Regions from separate parts of the Homo sapiens genome. Here region 1 is linked to region 2. A link is a loop called in an ENCODE intact Hi-C map of the cell type or tissue named here. Cell type or tissue: HepG2. All regions are shown on one strand. Each heading gives the region's core, and the rest is flanking DNA. Links, peaks and the distances in the headings are about the cores only.

The links. Hi-C counts contacts between places; a loop is a spot of excess contacts. Peaks named below come from ENCODE experiments on the same cell type or tissue, not always from the same donor. Only the 100,000 strongest peaks of a DNase experiment are listed, where the experiment ranks them.
Region 1: it touches region 2 in a loop (22-fold over the local background); 5 of 110 quality-filtered maps call a loop at or near these places.

Annotation. Positions count from the first base shown.
Region 1 is chr6:140,435,266-140,447,982 of GRCh38, forward strand. No RefSeq gene overlaps it. Among named protein-coding and RNA genes, the nearest start is that of MIR3668, 240 kb to the left of the region's middle. RefSeq lists an enhancer at 475-1,472. In HepG2, for the core only: a CTCF peak has its summit at 6,217 (motif pointing left); a DNase peak (open chromatin) is centred at 6,206.
Region 2 is chr6:139,213,143-139,225,859 of GRCh38, forward strand. It overlaps a transcript of TXLNB not described here. Among named protein-coding and RNA genes, the nearest start is that of TXLNB, 72 kb to the right of the region's middle. In HepG2, for the core only: a CTCF peak has its summit at 6,250 (motif pointing right); a DNase peak (open chromatin) is centred at 6,269.

The DNA of each region.
Region 1 (12,717 bases), core at 3,131-11,130, 1.2 Mb after region 2:
AGGATAATTTTGTTGGAGATAGAGTAGTAGGTTGGTGATTTGTTTTTTTCAACAGTTAAACTTTAAACAGATACTTTTTTACTCCATTCTTCTGCTTGCATAGTTTCTTACCTGAATTCCAATGTAATTTCTATGTTTGTGCCTTTATAGGTAGTATGTTTTTTTATCTGAAGTATTTCAAGATCTTTTCTTTGTCATTGGTTTACTAAAATTTGAATGTCCTATACCTCGATATAGTTTTGTTTATTTGTTTGTATTTATTTGGTTAGACATTCTCTGAAATTACTGAATCCATGGTTTGGTGTTTTTCACTAATTTTGGAAAGTTTGAAATTATTATTTCAAACATTTATTTTGCTCTCTTTTGTCTTTATTTTTCCTTCTTTTACTCTAGTTACATCTTATGTTATATCCCTAAATTTGTCTCACAGTTCTTGGATGTTCTGGTCTTTTGTTTTTATTCTTTTTTTTTTTTTTTTTTAATTTCAATTTGGGAAGTTTCTATAGATTTATATTCAAGCTCACTAGTTCTTACCTTGGCTGTGTCGATTCTACTGATGAGCACATCAAAGGCTTTTTCTACTTGTGTAAAAATGCTTCTAACATTTCCACCATTTTATTTTGATTCTTTCTTAGAGTTCTGTCTCTCTGGTTACTGTACCATCTGTTCTTGCATGTTGTCTACTTTTTGTGTTAGATCTCCTAACATATTAATCATAGACATTTACAATTACCGGCTTGATAATTACAATATTTGTAACATGCCTGAATCTGGGTCTGATCTTTGCTTTGACTCTTCAGACTTTGTTATTATTTTGTTGTTTACTTTCTTGTTTCTTTTTCTTCCTTTTTGCTGTTGACATGCCATCCATTCATTTACTTGTGAAACTGGACTTGTTGTATTGCATAATAGGAAGCCAAGTAAATAGACCTGTAATGTGAGGATTTATGTTAATCTGGCTAGTGTTTGGGCTTTGTTCAATGTTTGTTGTAGCTCTATGTGCCAGAGGCTTCAAACTCCTCTACGGTCCTTGTTTTTGTCTCCCCTCTTGACTTTGAACTTCTGTAAGTGCTCCTCCTTGCAGAAAGTCTATGTCTTACAGCTCTGTAATCCACCATTATTAAACAAAAGTTTTGTTGTAATTGCAGTAAGGTAGAGAAGAAGATTGTATAATTTTTCAATTAACTTCAGTCTTTTAATGCTCCTGTGTCCCTGGCCCATGACCTTCACAAGTGTTTCTTTTTATATATGTGGTTTTTTTTTCTTCGTCTTAGTTGAGACAGGAATGCTAGTGGAGTGAGAGGAATGCACCTCTTCATAGCTCCAGGACAAGGCTCTGGTAAGGTTTTGTTTCCCCAGAGAGTGTAGGCCTTTGTTATGCAGAAGGCTCTCAGCACATTTCACAAGGATTACTCTTCTCCTCAGGCTAGAACCAGGAGTCAATTTTTCTGGTTTTTGTTTGTTTGTTTTGTTTTTTTACCACAAGAACTGGGTGGAGATTCCAGAGGTAAAGCCCACAAAAGTGTGAGGCTCCCCTAGGACTATGGGCACCGAGAGAATCTTACTCTGAAATGAGCCCACACTAAGCTACCCTTTACACTTCAGTATGTGCTTCCTAAAAACAAGAACATCATTGTGTATCTTCACAACACAATTACCACTAGATACAATATTATTACCGAATCTGTAGACTAGTTAAATGTCGTCACCCGGAGTCCAGCACATGGTTGTGTTATGTTTTCTTTTCTGCTCTTTGGCTATCAATCTGGAATAGGTCCTCAGTCTTTCTATGTCTTTTTAAAAATTATTATTATTATTATTTTATATACAGGGTCTCATTCTGTTGCCCAGGCTGGAGTGCAGTGGTGTGATCATAGCTATTGTAACCTCAAACTTCTGGACTCAAGCAATCCTCCTGCCTCAGCCTCCCCAGTAGCTAGGACTACAGGCACATGCCACCTAGTGAATTTTTTATTCTCTTTTGTAGCAACGGTGTTTCACTATTTCCCAGGGTGGTCTTCAACTCCTGACCTCAAGTGAGCCTCCCACCTCAGCCTCCAAAAGTGCTGGGATTACAAGTGTGAACTACTGCACCCAGCCTTTCTTTGTCTTATGTTATTTTGATACTTTAAAGAGTAAAGCCTACTTATTTAGTGGAATACCTCTTAATTTGCATTGGTCTGTTACTGTATCATTTCCAGTTCATTCTATCAGTAGGCACATGACACTATTTTGTTCTATTTTTGGTGATGTTAACATTGGTCTCTTGGTTAAAATAGTGTCTGCAAAGTTTCTCCAGTGTAAATTTTCTCTGTAAAAATAGTAAGCACACTTTGGGGAAAATACTCTGAAATACTTGTTAATTCTTCAGTCCTCCTCTCACTTCTATCATCCCACCAATTTCCACCTTCATCCCCTCAAAGTTTCAACATTTTTGCCTGGCTATAGCTTAATCGTTCTTTAGGGCACAAAAATGACTTCATTGACTCTTAGACTAAATTGTACTCTCTGTTTAATAATAATAGCTTACAGCATCATCTCAGACCCTAGCTCCAGCCTTGCTGATGTTCAGGCGGTAGAGAGGTAGATCCCCAAATTAACAGGGTGTGGATGGGGAAATCCTGAGAGCATCGTGGCTTTCTGTAATTTGTGTTCTTCATATCTATTCTCTTCATAGAAATCATGCTTTAATGTTGTTTGTAAAAAAATATGCAAAAGTACCAGGGATATTTAAGTTAAAAAAAAAAAAGCCCTCAAAAAAAATCAAAGCCTGCAAGTGAGGTTGTGGACTTAGAGGGAGAAACATACTACGTGATATGAGACTCAGGTCACTATCATGTTTCAGTCATTTGCTGAGCAGCATCTGGTATGTGACCTCTAACAAGTCCTGACAGATCAGGTCTCGGAGGTTGAGTGCAGACACCTCTATCCCTACAAGGCATACTTTGTGGAGAGCCTGGGATTTCTGGAGGAGCTTGGAGACTGAGAAAGTTAGTAAACATTGCTGTAGTATTTGTGCTTAGCCTCTCTGAGTTCAAACAAAATTAGACAGAATCAGAACCAAATTCAAGCTCTTCACAGTGTCAGCTGGGGCAAGGCATAGTGTTTAGACATTGTCCTTATAGCACAGTTGTGCTAGTAGACATCAGAGAGAAGCTTCCAAGAAAAGGAAAGAAATTTTCTGGGAACATCTTACCTTCATCCCTGCCAGGCACAGAACTTCTCAATTAGGGAGAGAGGAGATACAGAATGAAACTATTCTACCCACTTGAAGTAAAGTGATTCGCCCCTATAACATGCACCTTTACTAGAGTTCAGAGCTTGTAGAACAGTGCTGAGGATGTGGCAGGAGCCCAATTATATTCATACAATTAAATTGAATAATATAATACAATGGAAATTACAACCACACTGTCGTGTTGTAAGATATGTACATCATATAGCAGAAAATCATCAAAAAATGTGTGTACTCTGTATGAAAATTCAAAAGTATTTGTTTTGTTTGTATATTTCAGGAATTATAAATTTACGATTGTGTCTCTTTTTGCTTTTTCTGATTCAAAATTTAGAGCTGAAACCAAGGCTTTTGTGACATACTAGTCCATAAGGCAGTGATTGTGTGTGCAAAGTGTGTCTCTGGTTTTATTATTCTGTTCACATATTTTTCCATTTGTATGTCTCTCAAATTTTCTAACCATATAAACCAGAAATTTTCTTTTGCAAAGACAAGTTTCAGAAAAGAAAACATTGTCCTTAATTTAAGTCCCTAAAAACAAAATCTCACATCACTCTACTTATTTTAATATTTAGAATAATTTGATGTTTGTGTAAGGTATATTAGTCATAAGTTAATTCAATTGAAAGTAGTTGTATATGATTTCAAGATAATATGAAAGTATCCATTTTTTTTAAGTAGAGGAGTTTAGACCTTTAATAAAAATATCCAACCTAGAGGATGTTTTTAAAGCTGTTGTAATGTTCATAGTAACATCTTTGTGGCGAGATTAAAATTTCTATGAGAACATTACACTTGAATTCAACAAGTGCTGCCTGTTAGCATGAATAGCAAATGCACATCCATGCTTCTCTTAGATAACAGATGTTGTCTAGGAGGATGGTGATTGCACACACGACAATTTAAAGATATAATTTTTGACATGTGAAGAGTGGAAAAGATAACGCTTGAATCACTAGAATATTTCTCAGTCCATTATTATAAATAGGTGCATGTACCTAAATTAATAATCTTAATTACATATAAAATTTTTGAAATTGGCTCAAAATGTTTATTAACTATTGACTATCCCATTGGGAAGTCAGTGAAAACTTTATATCCATGTATTTGGCAACATATTTTTAATTCTATGTGTTACATATGTTTTTATGTCTTACTTTAAGTTTATTGTGAAATACAATAAAGATATATCAAAATGAATATTCAAATTTAACTATTAACAGATATTACTACTATTCATATTCATAATGCTTATTACCATTCATTATAACATTACAAGTTACTGAAATATTTAATGTTCAAATACGTTGTTCTTGAACAGGCATTTATGTTAAGTTTGTGTAAGTGATGCCATGTTCCACTAAGACAAGACCGAGATATTTAGTTCAAAGGTGACATGTCCTCTTCAATAAGTAGATTGTTATTTTGGTTCACGGTGGTGAGGTGGAGATGGGGCCAACATTAAAGAATCAACATCAGTTTCCTACATATTTTTAGGCAGGTTTTATTTTTCAATAATATGACACACTTCCATTTTTATTTATTACATATTTGTTTCTATGTATCCTGTAAAAATATAAACAAAAAGAAACCCAAAACTTGCACTCACTATTAAAGACAGGAGTCAGGCTTGAGTTCCTTTTTTTCTCCCTCCCTCTCTCCTTCTTTCTCCTCCCCCGCTCTTGCTCTCTCCTTTCTCTTTTTCTTTCATTTTTTTCTTGCTTTCTTTCATTTTAATACCCTTGTTCCCATTGCTAGTATTGTTAATAGAGTCTTATTTGCAATGACTCAACAGTTAAGTCTCTTTCTCCTCATTTCATTTTTTGCAGCAGTGGTTGTCAGGCCAGTGAAAATGAAATGCTGCAGTTGACAGTGTTTAATATTATTTGTTCCTATCACTGTTAACACTTCTATTATTATTGAAATGTTTAGATCAGCACTGTCAGTTCCAAAGGACCTGCTGACATACCAAGGAAAACTTTGATAAACAGCTCTGCTGTATTTCTCTATATTCTTCATAGTCCTCGTTTGAAAATCCTTTCTTGTTCCTTGGAGTAATTTATTTTGAAGAAAAAAAAAATCTTGGTTTGTTAAGAACTCATCAATTCCTGCTTCTTATTTTCCACTTGAAGTTTTAATCCTCTGTTTCTAACCTCACAATCGGTTGCTGTGGAGGTGATTAAGATGTCACAAATATAGGATTATTGTAATTCTGGGTAGAGAATAAGCCTGAGATGATTTTCTAAAGAACAAAGAGGTCATTTTCATGTAAATATATCAACTGCTTCAAAGTGAGGAAAGGGAATGAAACAGAAATATGAGATCTAATACTACCGGTTATAAAAGAAATGGATTAAAATTTCATATGAAAAATTAATAGCTCTGAAAAATTTATACATTATGATTTTTATGATTTTTTGAGTTCTGTGTTTCTTTGCACATGTGTGGGTCTGTAAGCTGAAAGCATGTGTGGGTCGGGATAGCCTCCTAAATACAAACATCTAATTGAATGTAATGTGTGACCTTGAACAAAGACCAATTTTTCCTTTGATTTGTAGAAACCAGTGTCATTTTATAATTATACTTCGTGCCTTCTGTTGCATTTGAAAGAATATTTCAGGACATCACAATTCCCCTGAAGTTGTGTATCCTGTATCAATTACATATTAGATTACAGACTTGATATTGCTTTTTCTAAGTAATTTAAATCTGGGAAGTTACTGAGTAAGTTGTAAATACCTTCTGAGAATCTTCCTCTTCTTCTTACTCTAAGTATAGTAGGAAGGTATTTCCCAGCCTAAGGCACAGAGTAGGCTTTTAGTTAATACTTGTCAAGTAACAACAGGGGACAGACTTCTCTGCTTCTGAAGAAAAATGATGCCTTGACAAACTTTTGAATGGTAAGAGTTACAGAGAACTTTTCCTCCCCCGCCTCCCAGGCCATGGCATTTTATCGCTCCACTGATGAGCATACAGCTCCATCTGGGGGCAGGGCCAGAATGGAACATTTTCTCATAGTCTTGGTCTCTTGGCCACATAGCTGTCATCTTTGTGCATCAGTCAGGCGCTCCCTTCGTCACTAGCACTGAACTGCTCATGGAAGAAAATTTAGTGCCTTGCGATTGGGACTAGCTCCAGCTACCGCATTTCAGGGCATTCCTTAGGATCACTGGGGGCATCATTATGATCAATTCCAAAGGATACTCTTGAGGAGCCCTAAAACCTTAGACTTAGTGATAATGTAATATTTTCCTGCTTCTCTCTTGTTTCTGGGGCATCTCTTTCCTCTGGTTTTCTTTCTAACTCTTGTCTTTCCTTGCCAGTCTAATTTGCACATCACTTAGTCAGCTGCTCCACAGATCGTCTGTATGTAACCCTTTTCTCTTGTCATTCTTCACCCTTCTTTATAAAACGATATCCACACTCATATCTTAAAATAACTTCTTTCCTCTGATGGCTACCACATCTGCACTTAAATCCTTTTCCTCTTGAGATTCACCCTGCAAGTATAATTGTGTCCTACTGAGTTTTGTTTGAGTATCTTGCAGGTAATATGCTCAAAGTTCTTCATCTTCCCAACTAAATCATATCTATCTTTTTCTAGTTTGGAGATGAAATGTTACCTTCCTTTTTTTGTGTGTGCCCTAATGTTAATTACCCCAATCCATCAACAGGTTCTGCCAATTCTGGTTGCTCAAGAAGTCTCCAATCTGTCCTTTATTTATGTATCCTCACTACAATAACCATAGTGATGTTCTTATATTTGGCTACCTGGACCACTGCAACAGCATTTTAATAACCACTTCCCAACATTTAATTCATCCTTTCAACTGCAGAGTTACTGTTCTAAATAAGCAAGTCATTTATGTCATCATTCTGCATTAAACACTTAAAATCTTCCCCATATCCATCAGGGTCAGTCTGATTGAGTGTTTAATGTTACAGAGGCAGACAGTCTGGCTTCAAGTGCTGGCTCTTCCACTTAGCAGTTGATGAATTTGGCCCATTTATTCAACCTCTCTGTGCCTCATCTTCCTTACCTGTAAAATGGTGTTAATATTGAACTTACAGGCTGCCCAAGGGAAAGACATGAATGACTTTCTATAAATGTGTAGTGCAATAACTGTTGGCCATAGTAAGTACTTAATAAATATTCATTATAGTCATCTCAATCATGATCCCCATCATTAGTATCGTCATCATAATCCTCATAGGTGCTATGGTCTAAATGCATTCCCAGCATTTATACATAGAAACTTAATTGCCACTCTGATCATATGTAAAGACGTGGGACATTTAGGAGGTAGTTGTCATGAGTGTGGATCCCTCATGAATGGGATTAGAAACCTTGTGATGCCTTATAAAAGAAGTTGAAGGGGCCGGGCTCAGTAGCACACCTGTAATCCTAGCACTTTGGGAGTCCGAGGCGGGTGGATCACCTGAGGTGAGGAGTTCGAGACCAGCCTGACCAACATGGAGAAACCCTGTCTCTACTAAAAATACAGAAGTAGGTCAGGCGCGGTGGCTCATGCCTGTAATCCCAGCACTTTGGGAGGCCAAGGCGGGTGGATCACCTGAGGTCAGGAGTTCAAGACCAGCCTGGCCAACATGGGGAAACCCCATCTCTACTAAAAATACAAAAATTAGCTAGGCGTGATGGTGGGCGCCTGTAATCCCAGCTACTCAGAAGGCTGAGGCAGGAGAATCGCTTGAAGCCAGGAAACAGAGGTTGCAGAGAGCCAAGATCGCGCCATTGCGCTCCAGCCTGGGTGACAGAGTGAGGCTCTGTCTCAAATAAATAAATAAATAAATAAATAAATAAATAAATAAATAAATAAAAATACAGAAGTAGCCAGGCATGGCAGTGCATGCCTGTAATCTCAGCTACTCTGGAGGTTGAGGCAGGAGAATCGCTTGAACCTGGGAGGCAGAGGTTGTGGTGAGCCAACATGGTGCCATTGCACTCCAGCCTGGGAAACAAGAGCAAAACTCCATCTCAAAAAAAAAAAAAAAAGAAGAAAAAAAGTTGAAGGAGGTGTTCTTTTGTGCTTTTCTTTTCCTTCTTGTGAGGACTCACCAAGAGATGCCATCTTGGCAGCAGAGAGCAGCTCTCACCAGACACAAAATCTGCTAGCACCTTGACCTTGGACTTCCCCTCTTCCAGAACTGTGAGAAAAGAAATTTCTGTGATTTATCAGTTTCCCAGTTTCAGGTATTTTGTTTTAGCAGTACAGACTGAAACAACAGAAAAAAAAGACAGTGACATTGCATTCAAGACTGTCCACATCTACTAGCTTTACAGTCTCCTCCATAAATAAACACTCCTAAAGCTTGCTTCTCCCTCTGGTCTAAGAAGGCATTTTGTTGTTCAAATGGGATGCATACTCTCCCTGCTATTCCCCTTATCATTCCCTTTATCTTCCTATGAAAACTATAGCTTATCCTCTGAGCTATTATTCAAATTCAGCTCTGTGCAACTTTTCTTTATGCACATAAGAAAAGTTGGGTGTTCATTTTTGTGTTTTCATACTACCATATGAATATTTCTAATATTGCCTTTCACACATCAGTTTGTCTTTATTGACTACGTTATTTATTATTAGAGGGCTATGAAGATGTCGTAGAGCAAACATTGAGCTTTATTCATATCTCTAGTGTTTTGTACAATGTCTGGAATATCGTAGATCTTCAAAATCATTTTAAGTGCATGGTATACACTCACTGGTTTTACCTTTAAAATTGACTGTTTGAAATAAGCATATTTTTACTTAAGCAGAGGATCCAAGTGGGCTTTAGAGGAAGTCTTGATTCAACATATACCTTCTAAAACTCCCTCTTGTGTTATAGTCATACTCTACTGATCTCTGTCTTTATGACACACATTTCTTTAGGTATCAAATGTAGAATTTATCTCAGAAATGCTTAGGAATCTAGACTTTTTCTCCGTCTAAACTCACCAGTTCTTGCAGAGCTGTTGGTATTATGTTCTTAAAAAAGAAATTTGACAAAGTCCTTCCCCTGCTTAAAGATTCTTTCATGAAAGTAAAAATATGTACACCCCACTTCTAAATGCAAATCTTTTTACAATCTATCTCTAGAGATCTTCGTCAGTCTTAATTTCAATCATCACCCTAAACTACACTCAACTTTGCACCTTGCACTCCTGGAGAGAAACAAGGAAGATCTTTCACTCTTCTACATCTTTGCATTCATTCATTCTTACATTTGACTAAAATGTCCTTCATTCATTCACCTGGAACATTAGTTGTGTCCAAATCTCTGGTTCAAATTCATTGCATTTCATTCCTTCATTCATTCATTCACTCATTAAATCTATTAATTGAACAAGTATTATCTTCAATTCCCTGTGTTGCTATGCCTTTCCATTTCTCCACATCTTTACCAGGTGCATTTAATCACAGCACCATCTCCCCCTCCATACTCAGGCCCAGACCACCCAGAAAACTCTAGTCCCATTCCTATTTCTTATGCTTAATTCCTTTTCTTCATGTGTTATTTCAGAGTGATTCTTTCCTGTTTCATCATGGGCCTCCCTTTATTAGCTTTTTCCTTCCCATATTTTCATGCATTTTTTTTCCAATTGCATCTTTCCGGGCAGCATAAAAATATACCTACTCCCACATTAATAAGCAAACAATAAAAACTCAACACCAAAATCTTTCCTATGCTACACTCAAGCCACTACCGTCTATGGATTTTTTTTTTTTTACCATTTCTTAAACTAGTCATCTACTGTCAATATCTTTATTTCTCTCCTCATTCCTCTATTTTTGAATCTAGTGAAAAAAATATTTTCACTAAAACAACTTTAATTAATACTGCCAATGATATCTTTATTGCAAATACCATGGTTATTTATTTTAAAAAAACATTTCTGCTGAGTGTACTAGTATTGATTATTTCCTACTTGAACCATTCTCTCTTCCCCTTGACTTGCAGGACTCAAGTTTCCTCTGTTGGCAGTCTCTGACTGTATGTTCTTATCTCTTTCCTGGAGTCACAATCTTAACTTCTCTCATTTTATCTTACATATATATTCCATTTTAATTCATCTACCTACGTAACTCTTTATAGATGATTTGGAAAAAAATTTCAAAACCTAATTTTCTGCCACAAACTTTTAAATTACCTATTAAGTCTCTATTTGCAAAAATCTAAGTACTCAAAGTTTAACATGATTAAAGGAGAACTCTATCTTTTTCACTCACGGTTGCTCCATTCCTTGTATTTCCTATTTTGGAGATTGATCTCATTATTCATTCTTCCTCTCAAGAGACAACTTGGAATCCAGCCTGCATTCCTATCATTCTCAATCTCTATATCCTGCTAATTGTACTTTATGATACTGGCCCTTTCTTCCTTTCTCTTCTCTGTCTTTCCGCCTAACTTTTGGCTGTCATCTTTCTTTCCTGGATGACATCCACAGCACCTTCACTCATTTACCTGCCTCCAGTCTTCCTTTGCTTAATTTATTCCACAGTCAAAAAGACAATTCTCTTTCAAAAAATCACTTTATCACTCCCCTGCAAAAATTTTTCTGCACTATAATCTTTTGCTTTTGTCCTCCAAATTTATTTTTTCTAACATTCATGGGGGAAAATGTTTGTCTCAAACACTCTCTTGTGTTGTTCATCTTTCTATAACTTCTTTATATCAATTGCTTTTTTTGTGTTGCTCTCACCTATTTCCTGGCCCACTCCATTCCTTGTTCTGCTTTCTTTCATTTTACATTTAGTCACAAGTGACAGTAGGATGGCTTCTAGCAGCTCACAGTCTGTGAGATAATAGATTCAAGCCCAGTTTCTTCTTGGTATCACCTGTAAACATTTTGAGAGTCACTATATGTCAACTAATCTGGTTCCCATATCTATCCCTGAATCAATTAGTGTTCTGGGCTGCTGGAATTGTAGGCCTGGATAATATGCTTACTGCTGAAGTGTCACTTTAGCCAGGAGGATTCAGGCTGTGTGTGATTGTCCTGGCCTAAGGCATTATGTCAACCTGTGGAATTTAGAGTGGAGCACTACTTGGACAGTGGATTGATGGGGCAGAAGTGGTGGTCTCCAAGGGAACTTTGGGGTGTTGATATGAGAAGAAGTACAAATTCTTAAACATCATCCTACCCTTGACTGGCCAGACACAAATATCATAGGTTTGTTACATCTTCCCTGACTTCTGACTCCCAATTTTGGTTAGGTGATCCAAATCTGTGTCTCTACAGAAACCTGTGCTCAAATATATAACCTGTTGTTATTAGTTATAGGCCATAAACTCCTAATGGTAAAGTCTGTTGGAAGTTAGTTTTGAATCCTCAGCACATGTCCTAATTCCTGTCATAAATTTGGCACAGAATAAATGCTTTCTTTACTTATGGGATTAAATAATAAATGAACACCGTATTCTACATCCTGAGTTAAAAAACTTCAAAGTAGAAGCCTTCTCTCACTGCTTCAGACTTAGTTTTTCCATCCTTTATACAGCTTTTAAATGGGACTTATCCATTTCCATATGTGTCACTGGATGGTGTCTTATTAATCTTATTAATCTTTGAGCAAATATACATTGCTTAATAATGTTTGGTGAACAAATGAATGAAAGTGTGAATGAGAGAATAAGTAAATGATGAATGAAGAGTAATTTACTTCCCAAGCTCTCCTGTGCCTCATTAAACCCTATGGAGTCAGCCAGGAAAGATTAAGCAAAAATTCGATCATTGTACAATTGGGAAGCTAGAAGTCTGGAGAAGCCAAATTACATTTGCCATGAAACTTACTTTGTGACCTTGAGGATGGCAGAATAGAATTTAGGTCTCTTCACTCTCACATGCAGAGTTCTTTTTGCTGAGTTGCATTGTCTGAGTTCATATTCAATCATCTCAATTTTCACTCATAGATACTAGAAAATTTTGACTGTCTTAAATGTGAGAGAATCAGGATGCATAGTTGATTTCTTCAAAGGACATAACACTTAATGCCTAGTAAAATTCACTTTAACTTCATATTCTGTACCTTTACTTTAAAAATAATTTTATTTGCTAGATGCTAGTTGGGGCACACCTTATTTTTAATTATTAAGTTATATAATAACTACTTTCTATAAGTTGTACTCTATTATAGAGAGACCAAGCCACATGCAGAATTTATCTTTTTCTTTACAGAAATAGAAAACATATAGAGAAATATATAAACATTTGTTTTAGTAGAATGTCAACACTAAAGCCATCAATTTTTCCAAAGTTTGCAAGTGGTGAAAATTACGACTGTTTCTAGCAGTTCACTAGTGTGATTTCTGCCAGTTAACATTTCTGATATTCCCAAATTCAAAAGTCCGCACTGTAGACACATTGCCTTGCATATAATAAATAACAACCACCCTTGCTTTTGTTTTGTTTTGTTTTCTTTTTAGCCTCTTTTTTTTTTTTTTTTTTTTGAGACAGTCTTGCTTTGTTGCCCAGGCTGGAG
Region 2 (12,717 bases), core at 3,134-11,133:
GAACTCTCCACCCCAAATCAACAGAATATACATTCTTTTCAGCACCACACCACATCTATTCCAAAATTGACCACATAGTTGGAAGTAAAACACTCCTCAGCAAATGTAAAAGAACAGAAATTATAACAAACGGTCTCTCGGACCACAGTGCAATCAAACTAGAACTCAGGATTAAGAAACTCACTCAAAACCGCTCAACTACATGGAAACTGAACAACCTGCTCCTAAATGACTACTGGGTACATAACGAAATGAAGGTAGAAATAAAGATGTTCTTTGAAACCAATGAGAACAAAGACACAACATATCAAAATCTCTGGGACACATTCAAAGCAGTGTGTAGAGGGAAATTTATAGCACTAAATGCCCACAAGAGAAAGCAGGAAAGATCTAAAATTGACACCCTAACATCACAATTAAAAGAACTAGAGAAGCAAGAGCAAACACATTCAAAAGCTAGCAGAAGGCAAGAAATAACTAAGATTAGAGCAGAGCTGAAGGAAATAGAGACACAAAAAACCCTTCAAAAAATCAATGAATCCAGGAGCTGGTTTTTTGAAAAGATCAACAAAATTGATAGACCACTAGCAAGACCAATAAAGAAGAAAAGAGAGAAGAATCAAATAAACGCAATAAAAAATGACAAAGGGGATATCACCACCGATCCCACAAAAATACAAACTACCATCAGAGAATACTATAAACACCTCTACGCAAATAAACTAGAAAATCTAGAAGAAATGGATAAATTCCTCGACACATACACTCTCCCAAGACTAAGCCAGGAAGAAGTTGAATCTCTGAATAGACCAATAACAGGCTCTGAAATTGAGGCAATAATTAATAGCTTACCAACCAAAAAAAGTCCAGGATCAGATGGATTCACAGCCGAATTCTACCAGAGGGACAAGGAGGAGCTGGTACCATTCCTTCTGAAACTATTCCAATCAATAGAAAAAGAGGGAATCCTCCCTAACTCATTTTATGAGGCCAGCATCATCCTGATACCAAAGCCTGGCAGAGACACAACAAAAAAAGAGAATTTTAGACCAATATCCTTGATGAACATTGATGCAAAAATCCTCAATAAAACACTGGCAAACTGAATCCAGCAACACATCAAAAAGCTTATCCACCATGATCAAGTGGGCTTCATCCCTGGGATGCAAGGCTGGTTCAACATATGCAAATCAATAAACGTAATCCAGCATACAAACAGAACCAAAGACAAAAACCACATGATTATCTCAATAGATGCAGAAAAGGCCTTTGACAAAATTCAACAGCCCTTCATGCTAAAAACTCTCAATAAATTAGGTATTGATGGAACATATCTCAAAATAATAAGAGCTATCTATGACAAACCCATAGCCAATATCATACTGAATGGACAAAAACTGGAAGCACTCCCTTTGAAAACTGGCAAAAGACAGGGATGCCCTCTCTCACCACTCCTATTCAACATAATGTTGGAAGTTCTGGCCAGGGCAATCAGGCAGGAGAAGGAAATAAAGGGCATTCAATTAGGAAAAGAGGAAGTCAAATTGTCCCTCTTTGCAGATGACACGATTGTATATCTAGAACCCCATCATCTCAGCCCAAAATCTCCTTAAGCTGATAAGCAACTTCAGCAAAGTCTCAGGATACAAAATCAATGTGCAAAAATCACAGGCATTCTTATACACCAATAACAGACAAATAGAGAGCCAAATCATGAGTGAACTCCCATTCACAATTGCTTCAAAGAGAATAAAATACCTAGGAATCCAACTTACAAGGGATGTGAAGGACCTCTTCAAGGAGAAATACAAACCACTGCTCAATGAAATAAAAGAGGATACAAACAAATGGAAGAACATTCCATGCTCATGGGTAGGAAGAATCAATATCGTGAAAATGGCCATACTGCCCAAGGTAATTTATAGATTCAATGCCATCCCCATCAAGCTACCAATGACTTTCTTCAAAGAATTGGAAAAAACTACTTTAAAGTTCATATGGAACCAAAAAAAAGCCCGCATTGCCAAGTCAATCCTAAGCCAAAAGAACAAAGCTGGAGGCATCACGCTACCTGACTTCAAACTATACGACAAGGCTACAGTAACCAAAACAGAGATACTGGTACCAAAACAGAGATACAGACCAATGGAACAGAACAGAGCCCTCAGAAATAATGCCACATATCTACAACTATCTGATCTTTGACAAACCTCACAAAAACAAGCAATGGGGAAAGGATTCCCTATTTAATAAATGGTGCTTGGAAAACTGGCTAGCCATATATAGAAAGCTGAAACTGGATCCCTTCCTTACACCTTATACAAAAATTAATTCAAGATGGATTAAAGACTTACATGTTAGACCTAAAACCATAAAAACCCTAGAAGAAAACCTAGGCAATACCATTCAGGACACAGGCATGGGCAAGGACTTCATATCTAAAACACCAAAAGCAATGGCAACAAAAGCCAAAATTGACAAATGGGATCTAATTAAACTAAAGAGCTTCTGCACAGCAAAAGAAACTACCATCAGAGTGAACAGGCAACCTACAGAATGGGAGAAAATTTTTGCAACCTACTCATTGGACAAAGGGCTAATATCCAGAATCTATAATGAACTCAAACAAATTTACAAGAAAACAAACAAACCCATCAAAAAGTGGGCGAAGGATATGAACAGACACTTCTCTAAAGAAGACGTTTATGCAGCCTAAAAACACATGAAAAAATGCTCACCATCACTGGCCATCAGAGAAATGCAAATCAAAACCACAATGAGATACCATCTCACACCAGTTAGAATGGCAATCATTAAAAAATCAGGAAACAACAGGTGCTGGAGAGGATGTGGAGAAATAGGAACACTTTTACACTGTTGGTGAGACTGTAAACTAGTTCAACCATTGTGGAAGTCAGTGTGGCGATTCCTCAGGGATCTAGAACTAGAAATATCATTTGACCCAGCCATCTCATTACTGGGTATATACCCAAAGGATTATAAATCATGCTGCTATAAAGACACATGCACACGTATGTTTATTGCGGCAGTATTCACAATAGCAAAGACTTGGAACCAACCCAAATGTCCAACAATGATAGACTGGATTAAGAAAATGTGGCACATATACACCATGGAATACTATGCAGCCATAAAAAATGATGAGTTCATGTCCTTTGTAGGGACATGGATGAAGCTGGAAACCATCATTCTCAGCAAACTATCGCAAGGACAAAAAAACCAAACACCGCGTGTTCTCACTCATAGGTGGGAATTGAACAATGAGAACACATGGACACAGGAAGGGGAACATCACACACTGGGGCCTGTTGTGGGGTGGGGGGAGGGGGGAGGGATAGCATTAGGAGATATACCTAATGCTAAACGACGAATTAATGGGTGCAGCACACCAACATGGCACATGTATACATATGTAACAAACTTGCACGTTGTGCACATGTATCCTAAAACTTAAAGTATAATAATAATAATTTTAAAAAAAGAAAATGTGGTATATAGACAATATGGAATACTACTCAGCCATAAAATGGAACGGAATAATGGCCTTTGCAGCAACTTGGATGGAGCTGGAGGACATTATTCTCAGTGAAGTAACTCAGGAATGAAAAACCAATCATCATATGTTCTCATTTATAAGTGGGAGCTAAGCTATGAGGATGCAAAGGCATAAGTATGATATAATGGACTTTGGGGACTTGCAGGGAAGAGTTGGAGGGGGTTAGGGATGAAAGACTACATATTGGGTACAGTGTACACTGCTCGGGTGTACCTGATGCACCAAAATCTCAGAAATCACCACTAAAGAACTTATCCACATAACAAAAAACCACGTGTACCCCAAAAACTATTGAAATAAAATAAAAATTCAAACAAAGGGACCTAGATAAGCTACAATGCCTATCCTTAGAACCGTGCAGGTATTTTGGCGAGAATGAGGCCTGGAGTGGTCTCAGAATTTTGTGGAAGGTTCTGAGAGATGTCCAGGGTGGTGTGTGCCTGTTCTCCTAGCAGCAGACCTAATGGCTAAATGTGGACTTGTAGCAGCTGACAGCAGCCTTGCGCTTACACATTTAGTACTTGAAAACCTCCCTTTTGACTGCATCATGGGAATCAAAGAATAAGTCATATAAGAAAAATCTATGAAGTCAGCAGCTGAAAGATTGAGTGGAAACATGTTTGCAAAGCCACTTTGCACAGAAGCTTGCAAAAAGAAGGGAGTCGGGATGTGTAGGAAATATGACAACTGAATATTTATGAGTGAAAATAAGAGCTAATGTAAATATTTAATGCATAATATTTAAATTATTGCCCACTTCAAAACTAAAATCATAGTAAAATACCAGACACTTTAGCAGGATTAACGTCTGCTTCATCCTGCTTCACATATAATTTTCACAGTAGTAGTTTAAGAAATTTTAGCTTAGGCTGGGCGTGGCGGCTCACACCTGTAATCCTGGCACTTTGGGAGGCCAAGGAGGGCAGATCACGAGCTCAGAAGATCGAGACCATCCTGGCTAACGCGGTGAAACCCTGTTTCTACTAAAAAATACAAAAAATTAGCCGGGCACGGTGGCAGTTGCCTGTGATCCCAGCTACTCGGGTGGCTGAGGCAGGAGAATCGCTTGCACCTGGGAGGCGGAGGTGGCAGTAAGCCAAGATGATGCCACTGCACTCCAGCCTGGGCGACAGAGCAAGAGTCTCAAAAAAAAAAAAAAAAAAAAAAAGAAAAAGAAATTTTAGCTTAGTTTGTGAATATTGCAATCAGTCTTAAAGCTATGAACATTGTGTCCAACATGACACTGATTTGCCCATTTCCAATAATTTGTATTTACCTGGTCTCTCCTTTTAGAGGAGGAGTCACACCTGCATAACTCATTAGACTATGATTGGATGGCAGCTGTACACGGTGGCTGAAGCATTAGTGTCTTTCAGTATGGTAGGGTCCCCTTTAGGGTGTTCAGCTTCTGCTGCTCAGCAGCAAATGTGTGACCAATTCAGTATGTGTTGGGTTCTCGACTTAATAGGGTGCTTAATTACTAACTTACATAAGCAAGTACAAGTACGTTTGTATGTATGCACATATTTAAGTAAGGTTTTCTGATGTTATTAGACACCAAAAACATATAAAATATACTTTATTAATAATTGTCAGAAATGTGCTATTAACACACATAGATGAGTTTGTGAATACTGCAAAAAGATTTAGCACTTTGAGAGTTGTCCAGGTAAGATTTTCCAAGAGGAAGGCCAAGCAGATACTTAGGGCATCTGCAAAGCAGCAATTTTGTGAAGAAGATTCCAAATATAGGCCAGGCGTGGTGGCTCACACCTGTAATCCCAGCACTTTGGGAGGCCAAGGTGGGTGGATCATCTGAGGTCAGGAGTTCGAGACCAGCCTGACCAACAAGGTGAAACCCTGTCTCTACTAAATACAAAAAATTAGCCAGGCATGGTGGAGCATGCCTGTAATCCCAGCTACTTGGGAGGCCGAGGGAGGAGAATCGCTTGAACCTGGGAGGTGGAGGTTGCAGTAAGCTGAGATTGCACCATTGCACTTTAGCCTGGGTGGCAGAGCAAAACTCTGTCTAAAAAAAAAAGATTCCATAATATTATTTGTTAATTGATGATTTATAAAAACCCAAAAAACCATTGAAGAAGTCATCATGGCTTCTGGATCTCAGCTTGGCAACAGCAGCAATGGAACCCATGGGAAAATAGAAAGCTGGTTCCCCCAAATTCCATCCCTGGAGATATACTCTCTGTGGTGTAAATTGTGGCTGAGTTCTTTGAGTATATTTTGTCAATTGTGGAATACTGGTATAGGTTCGTTATCTTTCTATTGCTTGTCTAGTGTAGTTCATTCATACTTCTATCCCGGTGCCTCACCCACTGTCTAGCACAGGGTAAGTACTCACTAATTGTATTCAATGTTCAACTCCACAATTGCTGGCTTGCCCATTTCTCACTGAAGTGGGATACAGCCTGGATCCCAACTGCAATTTGGTTTCATTTGTTCAGAGAAAAATAAACTTCCTTGAGACTTTTTCAGCCTAACAGTGGTAAACAATCACTCAAGTTGGCAGAAGAGGAGGCCTACTTAATCACTGTACAAAGGTGGTTTTCAGTCCAGTTGCTGGGTATACAGTCCTGCCAGATTTAGTGACAAGCAGGCCTGAGCTGACCAAGTCACTGGCTACATCTCCAGCGGTTCAGTAGGTGGCACTGCTGTTCTCTCTGTGCAGAAGCTGGCAGCCGCACGGAGGCTGTATGTTTGGGCAAGCAGGAATGCAAATCATCAGCTCAAAGCAGCCTTTCTGGGCAAGCAGCAACACAAACCCATTATCAGTGCGGTGGCAGCTGCTGCTGTTTGTCCCTGCTTGCAGGCAGTTTCAGAGTGAGGGCCTTTGGAATGTGACCATGAGACTGGAGACGTCAGGAAGCGAAGCCACTGGGCTAAAATAAGCAGGTTAGGAGTCAGTTATCTGGTTCCCCACAGATGTGTCTGGGAGCAGCTGGGAGGCTGAGACGGCAGGCAGGCCTTTCCTTCTTATAACTCTGGGCTGGAAAATCTCATCAATATGGAAAACTCTCTAAAGACCCATCTTGAAACCAAGTCAGCAAAAATCTAGAGTATCTTGAACTGGTGGCAGAATTATATTTGTTATACCTATGAGCTGGCTTTTCCTGGTCAGTCTTGATTTCTAATGTTCTGTTTTCTTGCTGATATAAGAGTATTAGGCTTTGTCCAACTGCATTTTCACTTGCGGTTTAGAAAATATGGTCACCGTAATTACCCTTCATTTCCTGACAGCTGAATCTCAACTGATATTATGGACTGACTGTGTCCCCCTCAAATTCATATGTTGAAATCCTTACTCTCAAACTGATGGTATTAGGAAGTGGGGCCTTTGGGTGATAATTAGATCATGGGGGTGGACCCCTCATGAATGGGATTAGTGCCCTTATAGAAGAGACCTCAGAGAGATCTTTTGCCCCTTCTGCCATGTGAAGTCACCATGAGAAGATGGCTGTCTATGAAGAAGCAGATCTCCCACACACTGAATCTGCTGGTACCTTGATACTGGACTTCTCAGCCTCTAGTACTGCAAGAAATAAATTTCTGTTGTTTGTAAGCCACCCCGTCTATGGTATTTTGTTATAGAAGCCTGAACAGACTATTTAATTTCTATTTAATTCAAACTTCTCACACAAAGTGATGGGAAACCACAAGTCACTGGGATTTGTTTTTTGCTAGTACTTTAGTTTATGGGGTGAATATCTGCCATTTTAGTGAATCCTTGTATACCATCCAAAGGGAGGCAGGAGTGAGGTAGCCATGAGTCTCTCAAATTTAAGTGGATACAAAGTAGCTCCTCGGAGAGCTGGATCCATATGTGTGTCATCATATCTGCGTCTGACAAATGCCTGGCATATGTGCTGCCCCTTCCCCTCCTTCTAGGGTTGGCGTTATTAACTTATTGTGGCACACTTTCCTTCCAGACCAGTTTTGGTCTCAGACAGATTCTTTGGCACATAGGATAAAACTTACTTGCCCAGTTTCAACCGTGGTTGACCTTTAATATTTGCATTATATCAGATAATGATAAAGGTCAAAATCTTAGCTAAAATAACAAACCTGGTCCTCCATAGCTGGCTCTTAAATAAAACAGAAACTCAGAGGAGCCGAAATCATAGAGCCCAAATACTAGAGCTCAAAGGAAATACGATGCATCTTCAGAATCTCAAGATAATGAAATTGATGCTCAAGAGACAAGCTGGATGGGAATTCTGCTTCTTGTAAGGGTAGAATCAGTTGTTGCAGGGTAACCCTGCATCCAAGAACTAGGAGAACTTGATAAAACAGGTAGAATGTCTGTTGGAAGGCACTGGAGAGCTAGCTAGGCAACAAAAACTTGAAATGGTCAAGAAAAGCAAAAAGAGAAATGAAGTAACATTGGGACTGGTTTTCCCCTTGAACGCTCTTGCAAATATGCAACCTGTGACTGAGAGGATGAGACGCTAAGCAAAGCATCCCACAGTTTCATGGGGCATCAGAAACAAAAATTGGATTTTAGAGCTAGTTAATGGTTTAGGGCCCTGGCAAACACTCCATGCTTTTAGTTGGGACCCTCAAACAATTACACTGCAGAAAATAAAGTTCCCTAAAAAGTCTGAAGCCCAACTTCAAATCACCTCAGTTTATGATTGGGTAAGATAATTGGTTCCATCTTAACTGCCTGCTGGAAGCTAAAATAAGTACTCTCTTCAGGAAGATAACACTTTCCAGAGATTTAAATCATCTCCATTTTTCTTTCTTTCTTTTTTTTTCTCCAGAAACTGCCCTGCATTCGAACAAAAAATATCTGGTATATCTCTAGGCAAAATTGCTGAAAACCAAGGTAAAAAACACTTAAGATATCCAGATATTGCAATGATCGGACGTGGAGTTTAAGATAATGATGATTTGTACATTCAATAAATTAAATGATGAGATAGAGCATTGTACAAGAAAACTGGAAACTATAAAAAAATAAGATACAATGTCTAAAACTGGAAAATATTATAGCTGAAATTAAGAACTCAATGGATTGGTATAACAGTGGCTTAGATATAATTGAAGAGAGAATGATCATAAACTGGATGATGAATCAGAAGATAGGAGTAAAGGATTAGATGGCGTTAAAATGTTCTAAGGCTTTGCTTTGGCCAGGAAGTGGCAAAATAATATTTTTCATTAGACTTTAATAAGTCAGAGATGAATGTTGAAATGCCTATGGTATCCACTAAAAGCTTAAGGAAAGATTGAATAACTAAAAATAGCTAACAGAGAGGGGAATATAATAAAAATATATAATCCAAAGTCCAAAAAAATTTAAAAAGAAAGGAATAAAAATAAACATAAAACAGATGGCACAAGTATAAAATAAATAGCAAGGTGGTGAGTTTAATTTTATACATATGAATCAAAATCTCTAATTAGAAGACAAAAATTGTCAGACTAGATAAAGCAAACAACATAAAACAAGACTCTATATTGTACAGAAGTACATATTGCAAATTCAAATAATTTGGGAAAATTGAAAATAAAAGTGTGGAGAAAGATACAGCATGAAAATATTAACCACAAGAAAGCTCATGTTTATATCAGCTTATATCATGTTTATATCATGTTTATATAAGCTCATACTTATATCACACAAAGTGGATTTTAAGGCAATAAGCAATACTACAGATAAAAATAGATATTTCATAATAAAGTGGCCAATCCAACATAAAGATATCGCTAGTATAAATTTTTATACACCTAATAATAAGACAATACCTGATAGAACAAAATGGAGACATATAAAAATCTACAATGGGCTGGGTGCAGTGGCTCACTTCTGTAATCCTAGCACTTTGGGAAGCCGAGGCAGGTGAATCACCTGAAGTCAGGAGTTTGAGACCAGCCTGGCCAACATGGCAAAACCTTGTCTCTACTAAAAATACAAAATTAGCCGGGCCTGGTGGCACACACCTGTAATCTCAGCTACTCCAGAGGCTGAGGCAGGAGAATCGCTTAGAACCCGGGAGGTGGAGATCGCAGTGAGCCGAGATTGCGCCACTGCACTCCAGCCTGGGTGACAAAGCAAGACTCTATCTCAAAACACAACAACAATAACAACAAAAACAAAAACTACACTGATAGTAAGAGCTTTAACTGATAGGACCAAATTTATTGGTCAATGGACCAAAAACTGGTCAATATTTTGGTCAATGGACCAAAAATAAATAAACAAATGAAGAATCAACAGGGTTAAAGAAGATTTGAACAACGGGATTAATAAAATGACCTAACTGATACATATAGAACACTGCCTGCACTCAACAACTGCAGGCGGAACATTTACCAAGATTGACTGTATGCAAAACTATGTAGTTTCAACATGTTTCGAATGATTTAAATCATATAGTATAGTCCATGACTGTAACACAATTAAACTATTAATTAAAAGATAAAAGTAGAAAATGTCTAATGTTTAGAAATGAATCAATACACTTTTAAACATATGTGAAAGACGAAATCACAGAGAAAATTTAAAAATATTTTGAATGGAGTGATAAGAAACATAGTAGATCAAAACTTGTGGGATGCAGTTAAAGCCATTCTTAGGTAGTCTTAAATGCATTTATTGGGATGGGGAAGGAAGAAAATTAATGATCTAAGACTCTAGCTCAAGAAATGAGAAAAAGAACAACAAATTAAGTATGAAGAAATTAACACAATGAATGAAATAGAAAACAAATGTACAATAGAGAAAATAAAATAGAGAAGAACAAAGGCCAATATTTGGTCTGTGAGGCAACCTACAAAATGGGAGAAAATTTTCGCAACCTACTCATCTGACAAAGGGCTAATATCCAGAATCTACAATGAACCCAAACAAATTTACAAGAAAAAAACAAACAACCCCATCAAAAAGTGGGCAAAGGACATGAACAGACACTTCTCAAAAGAAGACATTTATGCAGCCAAAAAACACATGAAAAAATGCTCACCATCACTGGCCATCAGAGAAATGCAAATCAAAACCACAATGAGATACCATTTCACACCAGTTAGAATGGCAATCATTAAAAAATCAGGAAACAACAGGTGCTGGAGAGGATGTGGAGAAATAGGAACACTTTTACACTGTTGGTGAGACTGTAAACTAGTTCAACCATTGTGGAAGTCAGTGTGGCGATTCCTCAGGGATCTAGAACTAGAAATACCATTTGACCCAGCCATCCCATTACTGGGTATCTACCCAAAGGACTATAAATCATGGTGCTATAAAGACACATGCACACGTATGTTTATTGCAGCACTATTCACAATAGCAAAGACTTGGAACCAACCCAAATGTCCAACAATGATAGACTGGATTAAGAAAATGTGGCACATATACACCATGGAATACTATGCAGCCATAAAAAATGATGAGTTCATGTCCTTTGTAGGGACATGGATGAAATTGGAAATCATCATTCTCGGTAAACTATCGCAAGAACAAAAAACCAAACACTGCATATTCTCACTCATAGGTGGGAATTGAACAATGAGAACACACAGACACAGGAAGGGGAACATCACACTCTGGGGACTATTGTGGGGTGGGGGGAGGGGGGGAGGGATAGCATTGGGAGATATACCTAATGCTAGATGACGAGTTAGTGGGTGCAGTGCACCAGCATGGCACATGTATATGTATGTAACTAACCTGCACATTGTGCACATGTACCCTAAAACTTAAAGTATAATAATAATTAATAAATAAATAAATATTTAAAACTTCAAAAAAAAATATTTGGTCTGTGAACATTGTAATTGATAGCGTTCTGATAAGACATAGGGAGAAGACAATTACTATCAGGAGTGGAAAATACTGCAGATATTACAAGATTTTTTAAATTAAGAGAATAAACAATTTGTGCCAATAAATATGAAAATTTAGATGCAATAGATTAATATCTTGAAAAATATAGCATACCACAACTGACAGGGAAAATGGAAAATATATTAAAGAAAATTAAATCCACAATTTAAATCCTTTCCACAAAAAACTCCAGATCTAGATAACTTAACCAAAGAATTCTTCTAAATATTTAAGAAAAAAAAGAACACTAATCATACACAAACTTTTCCCCCAAGATAGAAAAGTAAGGCATACTTCCCAACTTATAATGACAAGAACGTTGTAAAAAAAGAAAATTACAAAGAATCTCTCCCATGAACATAGATGCAAGAATCCTAAACAAAATACTAGCAAACCAAATCCAGTAATGTAAAAAGAATATTACTTCTTTACCAACCTGAATTTGTTCTAAAAATGTAAAGTTAGCTTGACATTTGAAAATCAATCACTGTAACCCACCTTGTTAACAGAAGAGAAAAATCATGATTATCTAAATAGACACAGAAAATGCATTTGACAAAATTCACACCTATTTATGACAAACACTCATAGCAAACTAGGAATAAAAGTGAATGTCCTTAATCTGATAGAAAATGTCTACAGATGCCATAGAGTAAACATTCTATTTAATAGCAAAATATGTAAGCTTTCCCTTGAGATCAGGAATAAGCTAAGAAGCCCAGTATCACCATAAACATTCAAATTCTACAAGAAGTTCTTCCAAGTACAATAATGCAAGAAAAATTAATAAAAGAGATAATGAGTGGAAAGGGAGAAAAAAATGCCATTATTTCTAGATGACATGATTGTGTGTTTAGAATATCCAAAAACATCTGCAAATAGCCTATTGTAATTAACTAGTGGATCTGATGAAGTTGCTAGCTACAAAGCCAATACATAAAAAAATTATATTTTTGTATATCGGCAGCAAACAATAATAGGAAGTGAAATTTAAATAACTATGTCATTTTCAATTGTATCATAAAACATCAAACATCTAGAATTAAACCTAATGAAAAATAAACAAAGACACCAAGAAAATATACAATGTTACTGAAAATAGTCAAAGAAGAACTAAATAAATTGAGATATTTACCACATTCCTGGATTGGAAAACTCAATATTGTGAAAACCTCAATTCTCTTCAAATTGATTTATACATTAAATTCAATCCCCATGAAAACCCCAGTGTGTGTGTGTTTGTGTGTGTAGATTGACAAGCTGATTCTAAATTATATATGAAAGTAAAAGGGCTAAG